2 separate regions of the Homo sapiens genome follow, and region 1 is linked to region 2. Evidence: chromatin loops called from intact Hi-C (ENCODE). Cell type or tissue: body of pancreas. All regions are shown on one strand. Links, peaks and the distances in the headings refer to the core of each region. The heading gives the core; the rest is flanking DNA.

The links. Hi-C counts contacts between places; a loop is a spot of excess contacts. Peaks named below come from ENCODE experiments on the same cell type or tissue, not always from the same donor. Only the 100,000 strongest peaks of a DNase experiment are listed, where the experiment ranks them.
Region 1: it touches region 2 in a loop (2.2-fold over the local background); 10 of 110 quality-filtered maps call a loop at or near these places.

What each region holds. Positions count from the first base shown.
Region 1 is chr16:83,830,341-83,839,971 of GRCh38, reverse strand. No RefSeq gene overlaps it. Among named protein-coding and RNA genes, the nearest start is that of HSBP1, 27 kb to the right of the region's middle. In body of pancreas, for the core only: no CTCF peak of the experiment used is centred there; no DNase peak of the experiment used is centred there.
Region 2 is chr16:84,045,078-84,053,832 of GRCh38, reverse strand. It overlaps MBTPS1 (membrane bound transcription factor peptidase, site 1), which reads left to right. Exons shown (of 23, transcript NM_003791.4): 23 at 1-70. Among named protein-coding and RNA genes, the nearest start is that of SLC38A8, 6.7 kb to the right of the region's middle. RefSeq lists enhancers at 4,406-5,290, 7,707-8,479. In body of pancreas, for the core only: a CTCF peak has its summit at 5,322; DNase peaks (open chromatin) are centred at 4,832 and 5,322; H3K27ac peaks cover 1,608 bases.

The sequences.
Region 1 (9,631 bases), core at 1,588-9,587, 210 kb after region 2:
AATGGAAAGACACTCGCAATCTGCTTCCCAGAAATAGCCATTATTATCAGTCTTTGGTCTCTGCTACATGGATAAAAAGACAAATAAAAAGACATTAGTTGAAAACGGGGAATTTTACTGTAGATGCTACTTTTAAAGAGAAAACATTTGATTTTACTTAGATTTGACAGTAGAAGAATCTGAAGTTAAACTAAAGAAATTGCTGACCTTTGGATAAACACAAACACAGACACCCACACAGAAACACACACACACACACACACAGACACACACACAAAGGACACAGGAGCACACACACACACTCAAGAGAAATGAGTCCTCTGTTCCTTTAAAGTTAAGAAAAATGTTTAGAAAAATCATAGAGGCTGAAGTCATTACCTTTTTCTTAAACTCCATGTTTTAACTTCGGATGGTATTTGTTGACTCTCTGGCATGAACAATGAAAAAAAAGTGCCCCATTTATTTTTTCTTCATATTCCTCTCCCTATCAGCCCCAGGAAATCATTTTTTAAAAAACTTGGTTTTATGGCAGTTGGTTAACAAATGTTATGCCATATAAATCCTCAAAACTTAACTATTGGCTGAATTTAAAATATTGAAAATCTGGGAGTAAAGCAAATTAGATAATTACAATTGTGACACTTGAATTAACTAATCTGTTTTGTCTTCTCAACTCTGTTTTAAAGCTGAAATCTAAGAAGACATGAACACAATCCATCGGCTTTGAAGATTCTGTGCCTTCTAGTTCTGCCTAAGAATAAGAAGAACTTAATACAAATGGAAAATTAAGATTTCTGTTATTTTATTTATTTATTTTTTTGAGATGGAGTTTTGCTTTTGTTGCTCAGGCGGGACTGCAATGACGTGATCTCGGCTCAACGCAACTCCTCCTCCCCGGTTCAAGTGATTTTCCTGCCTCAGCCTCCCGAGTAGCTGGGATTACATGTGCCACCACACCCAGCTAATTTTGTATTTTTAGTAGAGATGGGGTTTCTCCATGTTGGTCAGGCTGGTCTCGAACTCCCGACCTCAGGTGATCTGCCCGCCTCGGCCTCCCAAAGAGCTGGAATTACAGGCGTGAGCCACCATGCCTGGCCAAGATTTCGGTTATACATGATAAAGATAAACTAAAGAATTCCATAGAGTTCAAATTATTGTCAGTGTTCCCAAATGGCATTTTTCATCTGTGTTTGAGGGAAGGAGAAATATCAACCTTACTAATAACTAAGACAACCAATACAAGTGTAGTTTCCTGAAATGTATTAATGGACATTTTAGTTTTTAAAGCAGTCAGGGGACCTGGATCTGAAATCTGGACATTCTTTTACTCTCCATAGAAAAGACACCCCAAGTAGTTCCAATGCGATTAGACGATTATGGCTGATCACATTTCCCTTTCTAAGTACACAGTCTATGAAATCAGCAAAAAAAGAGATCACGGTTGTTGTAACTCGATCCTCCTACTCTGCGGCATTAATCTTTCCAACGGAATAAGACAGTTGCATCTCTTTCTTCCTCCTTCTCTCCTTTTTTTCCTTTCTTTCTCCCTCTCTCCCTTCCTTTCTTCTTTCTTACCTTCCTCCCTCCCTCCCCTTCCTCCCTCCTTCCTTCCTTTTTCCCTTTCTCTTTTCTTCCCCTCCTCTCTCTCTTCCCTCCCTCTCTCTCTTCCCTCCTTTTCTTTCCTTTTCCTTCCTTCTTTTCTTTCTCCCTCTCCCCCACTGCATCATGCACTTATTCATTTATTCAACAAATATTCATTGAGCATCTACTAGCACCAGCCCTGTATCCTCCATCCTAGAGGATACAATGGTAAATTTATTGGTTATTCTGTGCTGGCTAACAAGCCACCCCAATACTTAGTATTTAAACTTAGTGTGAAATGGCAATGATATTGCTTTACTCATGATTCTGTGGGTTGGCTGGATAATTCTTCTGCTGGCCTCATCTAGGCTTGCTCACCTGGATGTATCCGGCCAGAGGGTCAACTGGGCTGGAAGTTTTAATATAACTCACTAGTATATGAGTCTCTTGGTCCTGGGTATTGGTGGCGTGCCTCAGTTCTCCACCAGGTGGGAGTTAGCTTAGACTAGCTCCCTTAGATGGCAGGAACTAGGACTCCACCTTCGGATGGGAAAAGTGGCAAAATCACAATGCAGAGGGACGTGTATATAAGGATGAGAGGAATCTGGAGCAATGTGGCCATGTTTTGCATTTCACCGTAGCAAATGAGATGGATGGGGTTCCTACCCTCATGTAGCTTGCAGTCTAGTAACAACAGTCAGTAATGACAGTTCATACTTGCAGAGCACCCACAATACAATGTGCCAGGCACTGTTCTAAATCATTTATAAGCATTAAGATATTTCATCCTCACAACAACCTTATAACATCATAGTATGAGCCACAGGCGACCTGCCTTATTCCAGGATTGTTAGGGGCTCTTCTCCACGGAAACGATGTCCAGACTCTCCCTTGAGGGATAAAAAAGCTATCAAGGGAAAAGGGGAAGGGTGGGGAGAAGAAAAAGGGTGCCATGGGGAAAATCACGGAAATGTAAGATTTCGTTTGAGAATTGCCGCTGGCTACAGTCGAGTGAAATCAAGAGCAAGAAAAGAAAGCTGCCAAGTTGGACAACAAAAAAGGACATTCACCCCATCCTAAGACAATTACTCAGAGATTTTGAAAATAAAGTTTATTGCTTAAAACTCCATGAATGAAATTAGATAGGCAGATAACAAATGGGAAAAATTATTAACAACATATATTGGTTCAACCATGTATTCATTCAATTACTGAGCACCCAAGAGATTCTGCAGTTCCAGACCCTTTTCCAAGCACCTACCTAAATATACGCCCCAATAGATAATTACCTAGGAGAGTATTCTCTAACATGGGTTTGAGGTTGATTCACTTTTTACCACATTTTTCTCTCAACAGCATATCTTAATAATCATCAGATAGGTCTAGCTCTTTCTTTTTGAATGGATATATGCTACTGCTCATTTAAATCTCAATGGATTTTAGGTTGTTTATAATTTTATCCTATTGCAACCACTGCAACCAGGGGCACCTCAGTTATTGCTTCTTGGCACATGAAGTATTTCTATAATCTAGAGGCAAAATTATTGCAACAAATGATATGTGCATTCTAAACATTTTAGTAGCTATTGCTATGACACCTTCCAATAAGGCTGAACTAATTTGCATCTTATCAGCATATTATGAGAGTACCCATCCCTTTGCCCATCATTAAATTTTTAACAATCCAAAGGGCAAAAAAAAAAAAAAAAAAAATTCCCCACAAACCAACAACACAACAACAAAAACAACAACAAAAGACCCATTTTATCGCTATTGAGTTAGTCTGAATTTGAACTGTCCTAATTTCCAGAGCAGTCCTTACCAGTTTTCAAGTGGACACATTTATGAGACACCACGCATATTGCAGGAATATTTTGCTTCAGGAAATTGCCCAGTTTAAGTTTGTGGATATACTGAGGGTTAAATTGCCTCCAAATGAAGTTTAAGGTACATAGCAAAATGTATGGCTCCAAAGGATATCAAAGTAGCAGCTCAGAGCAATTTCAAAGAACGTACGAGGCTCCTATCAGAATAAGAGCATAGATGAACAGCGGATCCATGATTTGCCGAGGGCTTATTCATTACAGAGTTATTTTGGGGGTAATAATACAAATAGGCATGCCCCCTTTCCTTCTGGGTGGAATAAACATGATAATGTTCTCTACAAGAAAAGATGGCAATATCCATGTTGATAAATGTATGCTTTATCATTTCAGAAGTTGTTTATGGAAAGAATGACTCAGCAGGAAACGCAGATGAGAAACCACAGGAAATCTGAACTGGGCTTTTGACTGGAGCTGGTTAAATAAAAGCCATTATGTTTTACTTTATACCTAGACATTTGTATTTTAAATTTAATCACATTGAAGTCTTAAGTGGCATCATTTTATTACACCTAAAATTGATGAATACAATGTCTTTTTGTTTTTTTCCCATTAAAAATTACTCCAAATTGGGCCGAAATGTTTCTAAGTGCTCAGAACTGGAACATTGGGTGAAGTCATGGGAGGGGATAGAAAATATCCTCGGTAAATTATTAGGTCCTTCTTCTTATGGAATTTCATATTATGTTACTAACAGGGAATGCTGACACCCCTCTTTGAAGACTCACATTTATAGTAGAACGGTATTTCCTGTGGTGGTTTTGGGATGTGATTACTAAGAAATTGAATTTAGGAAAACAACCATGTAGTATAATCATATAAAAACTTGATTTCTTGCACCAAGCTAGCCAATCCATCAAAAAAAAACAAAAAGCAAAAAACAAAAAGCAAAAACAAAAACTAGAAAACGACAAACAAACAAACAAAAACTATTGATTCTACCTCTTGAATGCACATTAGTTAATCCGGTCCTCCCAAAGTCTACTGCCTGTCCAAGGCACCTCAGTGATGTCACGCCTGGAGCCCTGCAGAGGCTTCCCATGGGTCTTTGGGAATCCCCTCTACCTCTGGGGTGGACATGGTTTGGTGCCTGTCCGGCAACCAACACCCAAATCCTACTTGATAAGAACACCCAAAGACTCAAGGGAAAGTGACCACTTTTCCAACCCAGGGATAGATTTTGATTACTCTAAGCCAGTTAGGGCAGCCCCATTTTCCTTGCAGTGGCTGGTTTGGAACAAGCAAATGAATTACAGAGGGGTTATAAACCCACAAATCTTACTATGTTATGTCTCCGCTTAAAAACCTCTCAATGGCTTCTTGAGTCTTTTAAAAGAAGAATCTTAATAAGGTCTTTTGTCGTCTGTCAAAGTGCTCTAGCTTTTCCTTAAGGCCTCCTCCCCATGTCTGGCCTCCAGCACAGAGGTCTTCTCTGAGTTGCTGGAAGCTCTGAAAGTGGTTGTTCTAAGAGCCTGCACACAAAGTGATCACTTTGTTCCCTAGACTATAGCAAGTGTTAAAATAATGATAATAATAATAGCCACTTTGCTTCAGTCTTATTTCCACTTTCTTTGTTCAGACAACTTTTTCAGCTCCTTGGTAAAATCTTCCTATGCTCCCTTCTTCTGAGACATGGGAATCTTCCCTTTTATAGGTTTTCAAAACACCCTATATTTTCTCATACCCCTTATGTATTAGTCCATTTTCCCACTGCTATAAAGAAATGCCTGAGACTGGGTAATTTATAAAGGTAAGAGGTTTAACTGACAGTTCCTCATGGCTGGGGAGGCCTCAGGAAACTTACAACCATGGCCAAAGGGGAAACAAGTACCTTCTTCAAATGGCAGCAGGAGAGACAGAGAAAGCCCGGGGGAAACTGCCACCTTTAAACCATCAGATCTCCTGAGAACTCCCTCACTATAACGAGAACAGCACGGGGGAAACTGCCCCCATGATCCAATCACCTCCCACCAGGTTCCCCCCTTGACACGTGGGGATCACAGTTTGAGATGACATTTGGGTGGGGTCACAGACCCAAACAATACCACCTTACCACAGTTTCTCAGACTTTCCTTGTTTTTGATGACCTTGGTAGTTTTGAGGCATACTGGTTGGGTATTTTGTAGAATGTTCTTTGTTGGGCTTTGTTTGATGATTTTCCTCATAAGACTGGGGTTGTGAGTTTTGGGGTCAAAGACTTTACAGAGGTAAAATGTCCTTCTTATCACATTATATCAAGGGTGCCTCCAATGAATGGAATGTCATTGCTGATGTTGTCCTTGGTCACCTGGCCAGGGTCATGTTTGCCATGTTATTCCACTTTAAAGTTACCCTTTTAGGCCCCAAGCGGTGACTCACACCTGTAATCTCAGCACATTTGGAGGCTAAAGCAGGAGGACTGCTTGAGGCCAGTAGTTGGAGACTAGTCTGGGCAACATAGTGAGACCCTGACTCTACGAATATAAAAATTATGCACACCAGGCTTGGTGGTGTGCATCTGCAGTCCTAGCTACTCAGGAGGGTGAGGCAGGAGGATCACTTGGGCCTGGGAGGTGAGGCTACAGAGAGGCATGATCATGCCATTGCACTCCAGTCTGGGTGATGGGGCAAGACCCTGTCTCAAAAATAAATAAAGTGACTTTTTGTCCCCTCTTTGGAAGGAAGTCACTGCATGCAGCCCACATCTAAGCAGAAGGGAATTATGCTCCTTTCACAGTGTGGTTTTCAGGAAGCTCGGGCAGAGCTGTCAGGGAGTCTATGAGTCAGGGTCCCCCAGCAGAGGAGTCCTGCATCCCCCAGGAAGGGGCCTGGCTCAATGTTTCTGTCATGCCCAGTCCCTGGCTGGGAGCAGCTTATGGCAAGCATGGCCTTGCTGCAAATGTGGCAATGGATTTCAGGATTCAGCAGCTGGGGCTGTGGGGCTGTCACCCTGCCTGTAGTCAGAGGCCTGCAAGACATTTTCTCATGATGGCCTGGGCAGTAGGCAGCAGCTGCGTGTAGCAATCCCATTGATAGTCCCAGCTGAGGTCCCAGCCAACCTCTAGCATCACCTACCAGCCAAGTGAGAGGCAGGGCCTGCAGCCTTCCAGCCCTGGAGCAGGGACACGCACTTTGTCCCTTGGAGTGGGGGCATGCACTTCCTGCTTTGCCCTACACAAATCTCCTGATGCAGGGCAGGCAGTCCCAAACTGGGGCTTAGCCTGGGAGGGTTCCTTGGCTCCACTCAGGAAAGAATTTAAGAGCGAGCTCGTGGTGGAAGAAAACAGCTTTATTGAGGCAGCAGTATTACAGCTCTGTGGCTGGTCCTCCAGAACAGGGCTACCCTATAGGCAGTATGCTAAGAGTAGCAGCTCAGGGACTCAGTCTGAGGTCTGCAGTCATATTGATACCCAGTGATATGGTTTGGCTGTGTCCCCACCCAAATCTCATCTTGAATTCCCATATGTTGTGGGAGGGACTCACTGGGAGGTAATTGAAACATGGGGGAAGGTTTTTCCCACGTTGTTCTCATGACAGTAAGACTCACTAGATCTTATGGTTATTTTAAGTGGGAGTTTCCCTGCACAAGCTCTCTTTGCCTGCTGCCATCCACGTAAGATGTGACTTGCTCCTCCTTGCCTTCCACCATGATCGTGAGGCTTCCCCAGCCACAGGGAACTATAAGTGCAATTAAACCTCTTTCTCTTATAAATTGCCCATTCTCAGGTATGTCTTTATCAGCAGCATGAAAATGGACTAAAACACCCACTTTTAATTACATGCAAATTAAAGGGAGGATTATGCAGAAATCTTAAAGTAAAGGGTAGTAACTTCCAGGTCATCAGGTTGTTGCCACGGAAAGGGGCAGTAACTTCGGGGTGTTGCCACGGCTATGGTCAACTGACATGGAACACTGGTAGGTGTGTCTTATAAAAAGGTGCTTCCACCCAGTCCCTGTCTAGCTGGTCTGGTATCCCAGCCTTACCTCAAGAGTTGAGTCCTCACTCCCATTGGAGGGATAAAGGGTCGTTTATGCTGCCTAGTTTTGGGTGGTGTGTTACAAAGCATAGGCAACTGGGACACTGCTTTGCTTCCATGAGACCTGCCTGTCCCTTCATGGAAATGCCCCTGTTTTACTTAGACTGGGTGTGGTGGCTTCTGTGATGCCCACTCAAGCCTCCTGAAGACCCTCCTTGGCCTGTGGATTAGGCAAACACTGGAGCCACTGGTGAGAAATGCTGAAAAGAACCTTCTGCATAGATGGCAGCAAAAACTAAGCAATCACCGGGGGCTCTTCCAATCCCAGGGCTCAGTCCTTCTGGATCCAGGCCATGGGTATTTCTTCTCATTGGTAAAGGCAATTTATAATTCATTCTCATCTTCAAAAATGCTTTTCTGGGAAGGAATTGGGGCAATGCAGCAGAAAGAAGAGGCACAGCACCCCTGAACAAGCCTTGTTTCACCTGGTTCTGTTATAGAGGCATCCACTCACTTAGCCAGGGATTTTTAGTACCTTCTGAGCTACTCAAATAGGAATAGTGAGACCAATACTCTGACACAAAGAAGCTTCTGGCAAGGATGTTAGAGCTAGTATTTTCTGCTTATATAAAGAAATTGAAGCATGATTTTAAGCAAACAAGATTTCCTGATCTCTAATGTATTCCAGAGTGTTTATTCACCACCTTTCAGAAAATTCGAATTTCTGTTTAAACAAAAGATTTTCTTCTCATAATCTATTTATGGCTGACATTGCAAAAGTCATTTTATTATGCAAATGGAAGTCTGAGAAGTGGAAAGCGAAGGTCAAGGGCAGACCGGATGATGAGGGTCGCAGGTGGGAGAGGAGCAGTTATTGGATTTTAAGTTTCCCAGTTTATGCAAGCACCTCCCCAGGGAGGTGGCAAAGGGAGAGGAGTAAGAGCACAAGGGGAGGAGGGAGGAGTGGAGAGAGGAGGGGCAGCACTGGGACCTGCTCAGCATCCGTTCCTGTTCTTCCTAAAGGAATTCCAGTTTCACTCTGGAATCTTCCCTGTGCTCAAAGCAGTCCACCCCTCAGGAGAAGCTGCTCCATCCCCTGGCTCCCGGATGCATCTGCCTCCTCCAATGGCATCGAGAGACAGGAGTGTGGTGTGTACCGCTGTCAACTCTGGAGTCAGACAGCTTGGGTTAAAATCCCAGCCTTTGTATTTACATGCTGTGCAATCTTGAGCAAGTAACCTCACCTCTCTGGGCCACAGTTTCCTCGGCTGTAAAGTGTGCGGATAATAATTACAGACATTTCATAGGGCTGTAAGAGGACAGAGTTCATACTGTAAAGTGCTTAGGATGATACCGGGCACAGAGCGTTTTGTTAAATAAAATCTCAGTCTCATTGTCTGTACCAGCATTTGGTTCAGAAATGAGTGAGTGGCTATCTCCAGCTAAATACACGTGAGTGATCTCTCCCCTTCAGACTTCTGGCTTTGTGAGAAAAACACCTCCCTATTGGTTTGACCCAGCATCAAGGGGGTCTGTGCTACCCGCTACTGAAGCCTTCCTCCCCGAGGCATTCCACAGCAAGTCACTCCCTCTACTGCTGGCTATGATTTCTCAGCAGTTATCCCGCATACTTGGGAATTTTTGTGGCACCTACAACTTACTCACCAACACAACATTCTATGAATGCTAAATATACCTGTTAATGAGGTTGGTATAATGGTATCTTTTGTAGATATTGATTCAAACGTGTTGGACCTCGGAATTTCACTTTGGTATCAATACCATCCCCTTCCCCACAAAAGTCTCTCATAAATGTACAGGTCCTGAGAAGTCCGTAGGCCCCAGCGCTGGGCCGTTTACACCTAATGAGTAAAGTGGCTTCGTCTCGGATGTCCCACCACAGACTCCGCCCCGCAACAGGGAGCCCAGGCTGCCGCCTCCTACAGCTGTGATTTCGAAAAAGAAACGCACCTTGGTACCGACGCTGGGAAAAGCACTCTGCTTGGCCTGCCTCACCACGTGGCCACCTTCAGATCAGGGTTGGGGGGCCTGTCATGTGACCTGAATAACTCATATGACTTTTTGCCAGAGTCACATGGAAGACAGCCCTACTTCAGCTTCTGCATTAGCCACGGTGATTTCTCAGCGGTATGGAGTCAGGCTTTTGCTGCAATGATGCGGCGTCCCTAAACTGACCAGACATGAAACGG
Region 2 (8,755 bases), core at 756-8,755:
AGGTCTTGATTTCACCATTGTCGGTGAAGAAAATTTTCAATAAATATGTATTACCCGTCTGAAGCTTAAAGATACTGTGTAACGGACTCTTTCCACTTGTCCCATTTCTCTTTGATGACGGTCTGGAATGGGTTCTGAATCAACCTGCTAATTTTGTGTTCACTGAGACGTAATTCACATAACATTCTCCACTTTATAGTGTAGAGCGCAGTGGTTTTTGGTGTATTCACAAGGCTGTGCAGGTTCCGGAACATTTCCATCACCCTAGAGCAAAACCCCACTCCCACCAGCAGTCACCCGCGTTCATCACCTGCCCCTAGGCTGCTGGCGGCCGGGCTGCTCTGTGGATCGGCCTGTTCTGGACATGTCCTTTCAATGGGATCGCACAGTACGAGTGGGTCCTTGGCGTCCAACTCTTTTCACTCAGTGTCGTCTTTTCAGGGTTCATTGACCAGCGCTGTAGCAGGTATCAAGACTCATTCCTGCTTGTGGCTGAGCAGTGTCCTGTGGTGTGGCTAGACCAGTTGTGTTTCTGTCTTCCTCAGCTGGTGGGCGTTTGTGGTGGTCCCACTTTTTGGCTGTTGTGAACAGCACTGCTCTGAGTATTTGGGTATGGGGTTTGTGCGACGTAGTTTTTTTTTTCGTTTTTTTTTTTTTTTTCTGTTGGGAGTGTACCTATGTGTGAAATACCGCTTTGTGTTTAAGTTTTTGAGGAGTTGCCAGACTTTTTTTCTAAAGCCGCTGCACCATCTTGCATTCCTGCCAGCAGCGTGCAAGAGCCCCCCTTTCTCCACATCCTCGTCAGTACCTGCAGTTCCCCGTCTTACAAATGCTAGCCATCCTGGTGGGTGTGCAGCACTGTCTCACTGCAGCTTTCACTTGCACCTCCCTGAAGACTCACGACATTGAGTGTCTTTCCATGTGTCTGTTGCCCGTTTGTCTTCTTTGGAGAAATGTCTGTTCAGAGCCTTTGTCCATATTTTAATTGGGTTGTCTTTTTATTGAATTGTAGGAGTTCTTAGGCGAGTCCCTTATCAGCGATGGAACTTGCAGATATTGTCTCTTGTTCTTTGGGCTGTCCTTTCACTCTCTTGATGCCATCCTTTGAAATAGAAAAGGTTTTCATCTTGAAGTCCATTTTTTCTGTTTTTTTTTTTTTCTTCGGTTGCTTGTGCATTAGGGGTCATATTGGAAAAAGCATTGCCTGATCCCAGGCAGCCTGTTCATCGTCGATCCCCACCTGAACAGGGTGTTGTATGCTGACTGGCCGAGCACCAGCCCACACAGCAAAGGCGAGGGTGACTGGGAAGGAGGGCAGAGGCCGTGCGGGGACTGACAAGGGTGCTGCTGAGGTCACGGGCAGAAAACATCTCGGCCCACGCAGGGGAGGAGCCACTGGGCCGACTGTCCCTTGCAGTTCTTTTCGTCCGCGGCAGGTCACGTGCTCATCTTGCAGCTCTCACTGCACTCTGCCCACATTGCTTCGAGAATCCGAATGTGTTGCTGAGGTCCCCTGAGGCATTCGTTGCTGTCCCAAGGGTGTAGGGCGTCACACGCAGCCCGGGGGCGCGAGCATCTGCCACTCAGGAGCCCTGCTGTCCCTAGCAGGTGGCTGCGGCTCTGAGCCGCTCTCCTTACCCACATGGGGCCTTGCAGCTCTCCTTACCCACATGCGGCCTTGCAGCTCTCCTTACCCACATGCGGCCTTGCAGCTCTCCTTACCCACATACGGCCTTGCAGCTGTCCTTACCCACATGGGGCCTTGCAGCTCTCCTTACCCACATGCGGCCTTGCAGCTCTCCTTACGCACATGGGGGCCTTGCCGCTCTCCTTACCCACATGCGGCCTTGCAGCTCTCCTTACGCACATGCGGGCCTTGCCGCTCTCCTTACGCACATGCGGGCCTTGCAGCTCTCCTTACCCACATGCGGCCTTGCAGCTCTCCTTACCCACATGCGGCCTTGCAGCTCTCCTTACGCACATGCGGGCCTTGCCGCTCTCCTTACCCACATGCGGGCCTTGCAGCTCTCCTTACCCACATGCGGCCTTGCAGCTCTCCTTACCCACATACGGCCTTGCAGCTCTCCTTACCCACATGGGGCCTTGCAGCTCTCCTTACCCACATGCGGCCTTGCAGCTCTCCTTACGCACATGCGGGCCTTGTAGCTCTCCTTACCCACATGCGGGCCTTGCCACTCTCCTTACCCACATGTGGGCCTTGCAGCTCTCCTTACCCACATGCGGCCTTGCAGCTCTCCTTACTCACATGCGGCCTTGCAGCTCTCCTTACCCACATGCGGGCCTTGCAGCTCTCCTTACCCACATGCGGCCTTGCAGCTCTCCTTACCCACATGCGGCCTTGCAGCTCTCCTTACGCACATGCGGGCCTTGTAGCTCTCCTTACCCACATGCGGGCCTTGCCGCTCTCCTTACCCACATGCGGGCCTTGCAGCTCTCCTTACCCACATGCGGCCTTGCAGCTCTCCTTACCCACATGCGGGCCTTGCAGCTCTCCTTACCCACATGCGGCCTTGCAGCTCTCCTTACCCACATGCGGCCTTGCAGCTCTCCTTACCCACATGTGGGCCTTGCAGCTCTCCTTACCCACATGCGGCCTTGCAGCTCTCCTTACCTATATGCGGCCTTGTAGCTCTCCTTACCCACATGCGGCCTTGCAGCTCTCCTTAAGCACATGCGGGCCTTGTAGCTCTCCTTACCCACATGCGGCCTTGTAGCTCTCCTTACCCACATGCGGCCTTGCAGCTCTCCTTACCCACATGCGGGCCTTGCCGCTCTCCTTACCCACATGCGGGCCTTGCAGCTCTCCTTACCCACATGCGGCCTTGCAGCTCTCCTTACCCACATGCCGGCCTTGCAGCTCTCCTTACCCACATGCGGCCTTGCAGCTCTCCTTACCCACATGCGGCCTTGCAGCTCTCCTTACCCACATGCGGCCTTGCAGCTCTCCTTACCCACATGCGGCCTTGCAGCTCTCCTTACCCACATGCGGGCCTTGCTGCTCTCCTTACCCACATGGGGCCTTGCCGCTCTCCTTACCCACATGGGGGTCTTGCAGCTGTCCTTACGCACATGCGGGCCTTGCAGCTCTCCTTACCCACATGGGGCCTTGCAGCTCTCCTTACCCACATGCGGCCTTGCAGCTCTCCTTACCCACATGCGGGCCTTGCATGCTGTTGGCTCTGGAGCCTCTCGTCTCACAGGTCTCTACAGGTGCAGGCCACTCACCGTCTGGTGGTCAGGACCATAAAGGACAGGGTTATGTTAAAGGTTTTGCCTCAAACCAGAAGGCGAGGACCCTTTCTGTCCAGTTGCCGGAATGATGTCATGAGGAACTGTGTGCCCAGGCACGCTGTGCTAGTTACAACATGTGTTTTTGTTTCATTCCCCACACACTGTAAGGTGGGCATCACTGGGCCCATCACACAGGTGAAACAGAAGCCCGGGAATCACTCGTCCCCTTGCCCAGTCATACAACTAGTAGCCAAGGCAGAATTTGAACTCATGTTGCCCTCAGTCCCAAAACCTGTGTACTTAACCCTTGTTCTCTCCTGCTGGTGTCTGTGTGATGTCCCATGTCTGTCTGTCTCTCTCTAAAGGGACAGTGACACACCAGGAGGATACCCAGATGCTGGGGGGCCTTGGGACAGAGTCTGGGAGGATTGAGTGAAGGAGCAGGTGAGGGTGAGCCTGGAGAGAGAACGCCCTGGTGGAGAGTTTATGTAGAAAGGGGATTAGGTCTCCGGGAGGAACCGGATCCATGTGGTCTGCTGAGATGGCTGAGTCTGGCATTCAGATGTGCCACCCAACAGAAGAGGCCCTGGAGGGACGCCCCCTTTGCTGGGTGGCAGCCGTGGGATTCCGGGGTCTGCCTTGGAGGTCCTGGAGAGGATGTCGTGGCCCTGGCCCTAGACTCAAGCTGCCTGGGTCCAGTTCAGCCCGGCCACTCCTGCTGTGGGCCCTAGCCAGGGGCCTTCACTCCACCGACTGCTGTGTGTTTGGTACATGGTGTCACCCAGGCCATGTGCTTAGCCATGTGCCTGACAGCCAGCGCCGGTGTCAGCCATTACAGGGACACACGTGCCTGGAGGTTGAGGCCACGTTCTGTCACCTAGGCCCACTCGTGGTCCTGGGCTGGGCCAAACCCCCCTTCGAAAGGATTCCTTTTTGCCCCTGGCATAGGCTCTCATTGTCCTAGTGAACAGCTACATCTTTTTAACAAGCCAGAAAAGGCCAGCTGGCAGTGGCTCTGCCTGAAATCCCAAGACTGGCTGGCCGAAGCAGGAGGATCACTTGAGGCCAGCCTGGCCAAAGTAAGCAAGACTCTGTCTCTACAAAAAAATAACAAAAAACAAAAAAAAGACCAACCAGCCACAACCACAGATAACACCTGGGGTTCACAGGGGGCCTGGGGACCGTGAGAGGGGCCAGATGTCATCCTTTGCCCTGGCTCTCTCTAGAGACTCAGGCAGTGGCCCCGATTGCAGGAGCCTTTGAGATGAGATACAAATAGTGACTCCCCCTTTGGCCCCCTCCCCTGTATAGGACACTCAAGTCTAGATCTTTCTTTGCACACACACTTGTCTGTTCCGTGCAGAGCGTGCCCCACATATGATGGCTCCAAGGAGACCTCCCAGGAAAGCCACGCACAGTAGGTGAGCCTGGCCCACAGCGATGGTCCTGGGACCTGCTGAGCGGTCGTCTCTGTGCCTCAGGCCAATGGTTCATGGGCATGATCCCGCCCAGGGCTCTCGGAGCCATTTCTCAGGCGAAAACCCAGGTCTGGCCTGGGCCTGAGCTCTGAAGCCCTCACCGCCAGGCTGCCTGCCTCCCACGGCGGGCGGAGGGTGCTGCCTACTGGAAATAATGGGAGGGTTGACATAGATTTTGATTTCACAGGACACAAAATATAGAGTCAAGGATATGCAAAAGGGTTGTCTCCCATTTTATATACAGGTTAGATAGACATTTCTAGAGAAATATTGAAATTCTTCATTAAAAAAGTGGCTGGCACCACCGCCTTAATTGGATATTAACTCACGGAATAATGGTTTCATTTGCTGGTAACAAGAAGGCATTGCAGGTGAGTGTCCTAGAAATACAGATCCCTGGCCTCACCCCAGCTTGACTAGATCATCTGTTCCTTGGGAAGGGACTAGGAATCTCTTTTAAAAGCTCCCAAGAGCAAACAACTGCTGGAACTGTGACCCAGCAGTCCCTAAGCCTATACGCAAGAGAACTGAAAACAAGGTGTTCAAACAAAAACCTCTGTGAAGTTCACACCTGCACTATTCACAGTAGCCAGAAGGCGGGGCCGGCCCACAGGTCTAGCAGTGATGGCCACATGGACAAAGGTGGCCTCTCCATGCCATTGAACACGGCCACAAAAAGAAACGAAGTTCTCACACATGCTCCCAAGTTGGGGAACCCCAGGAACATGCTGAGTAAAAGAAGCCAGACACAAAAGGCCATGTCATGTGTGATGAAGTCTCCACAGTAAACAAAGTTCACAAAAACAGGGAGTCGATTCGTGGTTGCCAGGAGCTAGGGGAAGGGATCTTCCTTTGGGGCTGTTGAAAATGTTCTGGAATTAGATAGTGGTGATACTGGCACAACATTGTGAGTACTTAAAGCCACTGGATTGCACACTTTAAAATGGTAAGCCCCAGAATGGAGTTTAAAAAAAGTGAATTTTATGTCATGTTAACTCTTAACACGCTCCCTCCACAGGAGATTCTTGTCAACAGGCGGCCCCCTTGGGAGCCCTGGCTTAGAACCTGGGAGAGGTTCTTGTGCCCTTCCGACTCCCAGTGTCAGTGTGAACCCAAGTGGTCAGAACCCCCTGGATGAAGACCCTGTGGGCTCAGCCCTGGCACCACGTCCTCCTCCCTGCCCTCTGCCCCCAGCCCTGTGTTGGCTGCTGACCACCCCCCGCAGCACCCCCAGTGTTTCCTCCATTGGACACAGTGGCAGGAGGAGAGTGAGCCTAAAGGATGCTTCCTTTCCCTCCCACAGTTCACCCCTTTACTGCTTTACCCAGAGCAGGTCTTCTGACTACAGCTCTGGAGAAGCAGCCCCCAGGCGGGGACCGCGGGATGTGACAAGGCCTGTGCCCTGTGGCTGTGTTCCTGAGGGATCCAGCCTCTGCTGCTGAGCCCAGGGGGAGCCCACCAGCCTGTCCTCTCAGAACTGCCCAAGGATCGGAATTCAGGATGCTGGTGTATGTGGGTCCTATTGCCACCTGGACAAACTACCACAAATTTAGTGGCTTAAAACATATATTGCGGTTCCAGAGGTTGGAAGTGCAAGTTCAGGCTCACTGGCCTAAAATCAAGGTGTTGGCAGGGCTGGTTCCTTCCTGAAGCCCTGGGTGAGAACCCATTTCCCTGCCTTTCCCAGCATCCGGTGGCCCCTCCTCCGTGTTCCACGCACACCCTTCTAGCCTCTGCTGCTGTCTCCACACCACTGTCTCCTCTCTGACCTCTGGCCCCTCCTGCATCCGTGTTAGAAGGACACTGATTACATATAGAGCACACCTGGATAGCTCAGGGTCCCCTCCCCACAAGGTCCCCGATCTCATCTGTGAAGCCCCTTTTGCCATGTGGGGTAACATACAAGGCCTGGAGGTTCCGATGAGGACATCTTTGAGGCCATCATTTCACCGACCACAAGCAGTTTCTCTATCCCTATGACATCCGTCTCCCATCCGAGGACTTTTGGTCCCTGGTAATTTCTGCAGGTGGGGCCCCTCCCACCATCTGAGAAGCTGGAGGCCGGCTCTGCTCCGACACACTGGGCTTGCTGCGCTGCTTACTAAGCAGCCTTCGTGGGCCAGGCCTAGGGCTGAGAGCTTCGGAGAAAGGAGGGGCTTCAGTCTCGGGGACAGCAGGGTCAGCGGGAGGCCCTAAGAACTGGGTGCTCTACTCTCACAGCACGGTAGACCCTCCTGGGGGAGCTTCGTAGAAATTCTGACTGCCCATAATCCCAGCACTTTGGGAGGCCGAGGCGGGCAGATCACCTGAGGTCTGGAGTTGGAGACCAGCCTGGCCAACATGGTGAAACCACATCTCTACTAAAAATACAGAAATTAGCTGGGCGTGGTGGTGCACGTCTGTAATCCCAGCTACTTGGGAGGCTGAGGCAGGAGAATGGCTTGAAGCCGGGAGGCAGAGGCTGCGGTGAGCCGAGATCGTGCCACTGCACTCCAGCCTGGGCAACAGAGTGAGACTCTTGTCTCGGAAAAAAAAAAAAAAAAAAAAAAAAAAAAAAAAATTCTGACGCCTAGTGCCGTCCCAGGCCAGTTGAATGTGCAGTTTTGCGGGTGGGCCTGGCATCGGTAGTGTAGGAAGGCCCGAGGCGGTTCTCGTGTAGCTAAGGTTCAGGATACTGTTCTAGAAGCTCCGATTTGGACCCAAGTGAAAACGGAAATTTGGATAATGGAATATGGCACACACTTCTGTTCCAACCTCAGCAGCTGCCACGTGCCACTCCTGTGCTGTGCACACCATCCACGGGCCCCTCCTGACAGCCCCAGAGAGCAGGCGCCTGTGTCCTCCCATTTCACAGGTGACTCGAGTGAGGCTCAGGCCTGAGACCCCAGAGCCAGGGTGACGATACTGTGTGCTGCAGCCGGCTAGCTCCTGAGGCCTGCCGTCATTTGTTCTCTGGAGTTTTCTGGGGTGGTGGTTGTTGTTGTTTGAGATGGAGTTTCGCTCTTGTCACCCAGGCTAGAGTTCAATGGCACGATCTCGGCTCACTGCAACCTCCACCTCCCGGGTTCAGGTGATTCTCCTGCTTCAGCCTCCTGAGTAGCTGGGATCACAGATGCCTGCCACCACGCCCAGCTAATATTTGTAGTTTTAGTAGAGACAGGAGTTTTGCCATGTTGGCCAGGCTGACCTCCAACTCCTGATCTCAGGTGATCCACCTGCCTCTGTGTGAGCCACCGGGCCTCTCCAGAATTTTCTAACGGACATGAGCAGAAAGGTCTGGGAAACGATCAGAGGCCACTTTGTTGTGAAAGTTCCTAGGCCTGTCACCTGACACGGACTCTGGGGTCCTCAAGAGCTCCCTTGGTGAGGTGGGTCCCCGCAGCACAGCGGGGGAGAGGCCACCCCAGGCTGGGCGCTCTTGTGCAGGGTGCCGTGTGCAGCGTGGGCCACGGCCGACAGCATCCACACGGGCACCTCCGTGTGGCCTCCTCGTGCTCCTGCTGCACTGGAGCCAGTGTCAGGTCTGGGTGGGCTGGGCCGACTAAGCAGAGGGTGGCCGCCCACCCGCCTGCCCGCCCGCCCACCGGCTGCAGATGCAGCCCAGTAGGGCGCCCCTCCACAGCTCGGGAAAGGTCACGCAGCCCTGTGATGCCGGCAGAGAGTGGATATCAAAGCCCCTCCGAATTAAGAGGTTTTCCCCATTGCCTGGAATTTCACAGCCCAATGGCCAATTTCTAAGTCATGCACGTTAATGGGCCGCTAATGAGGGACCCACCGGCAGGGACAGGGAAGTGTCCCCCCAGCCCCCGAGCGGAGATTAAGGACTGCAAAGCCCCCAGCCGCTGCTGAAGGGCCCTTTATCTCCTTTCTCAGGAGGCTGGATTTGGGGGGAAGCGGGAATGACTTGGCCTCTTTGGCAGGCCTCGGAGAGCTGTGTGAATACTGCGTGTGGTCCCCGCCCTCTCCCAGCCTGGGTACTGCACGGGCCCTGCCTGCGGTGTCACCCGCAGCCCCCTCCTTCCCTG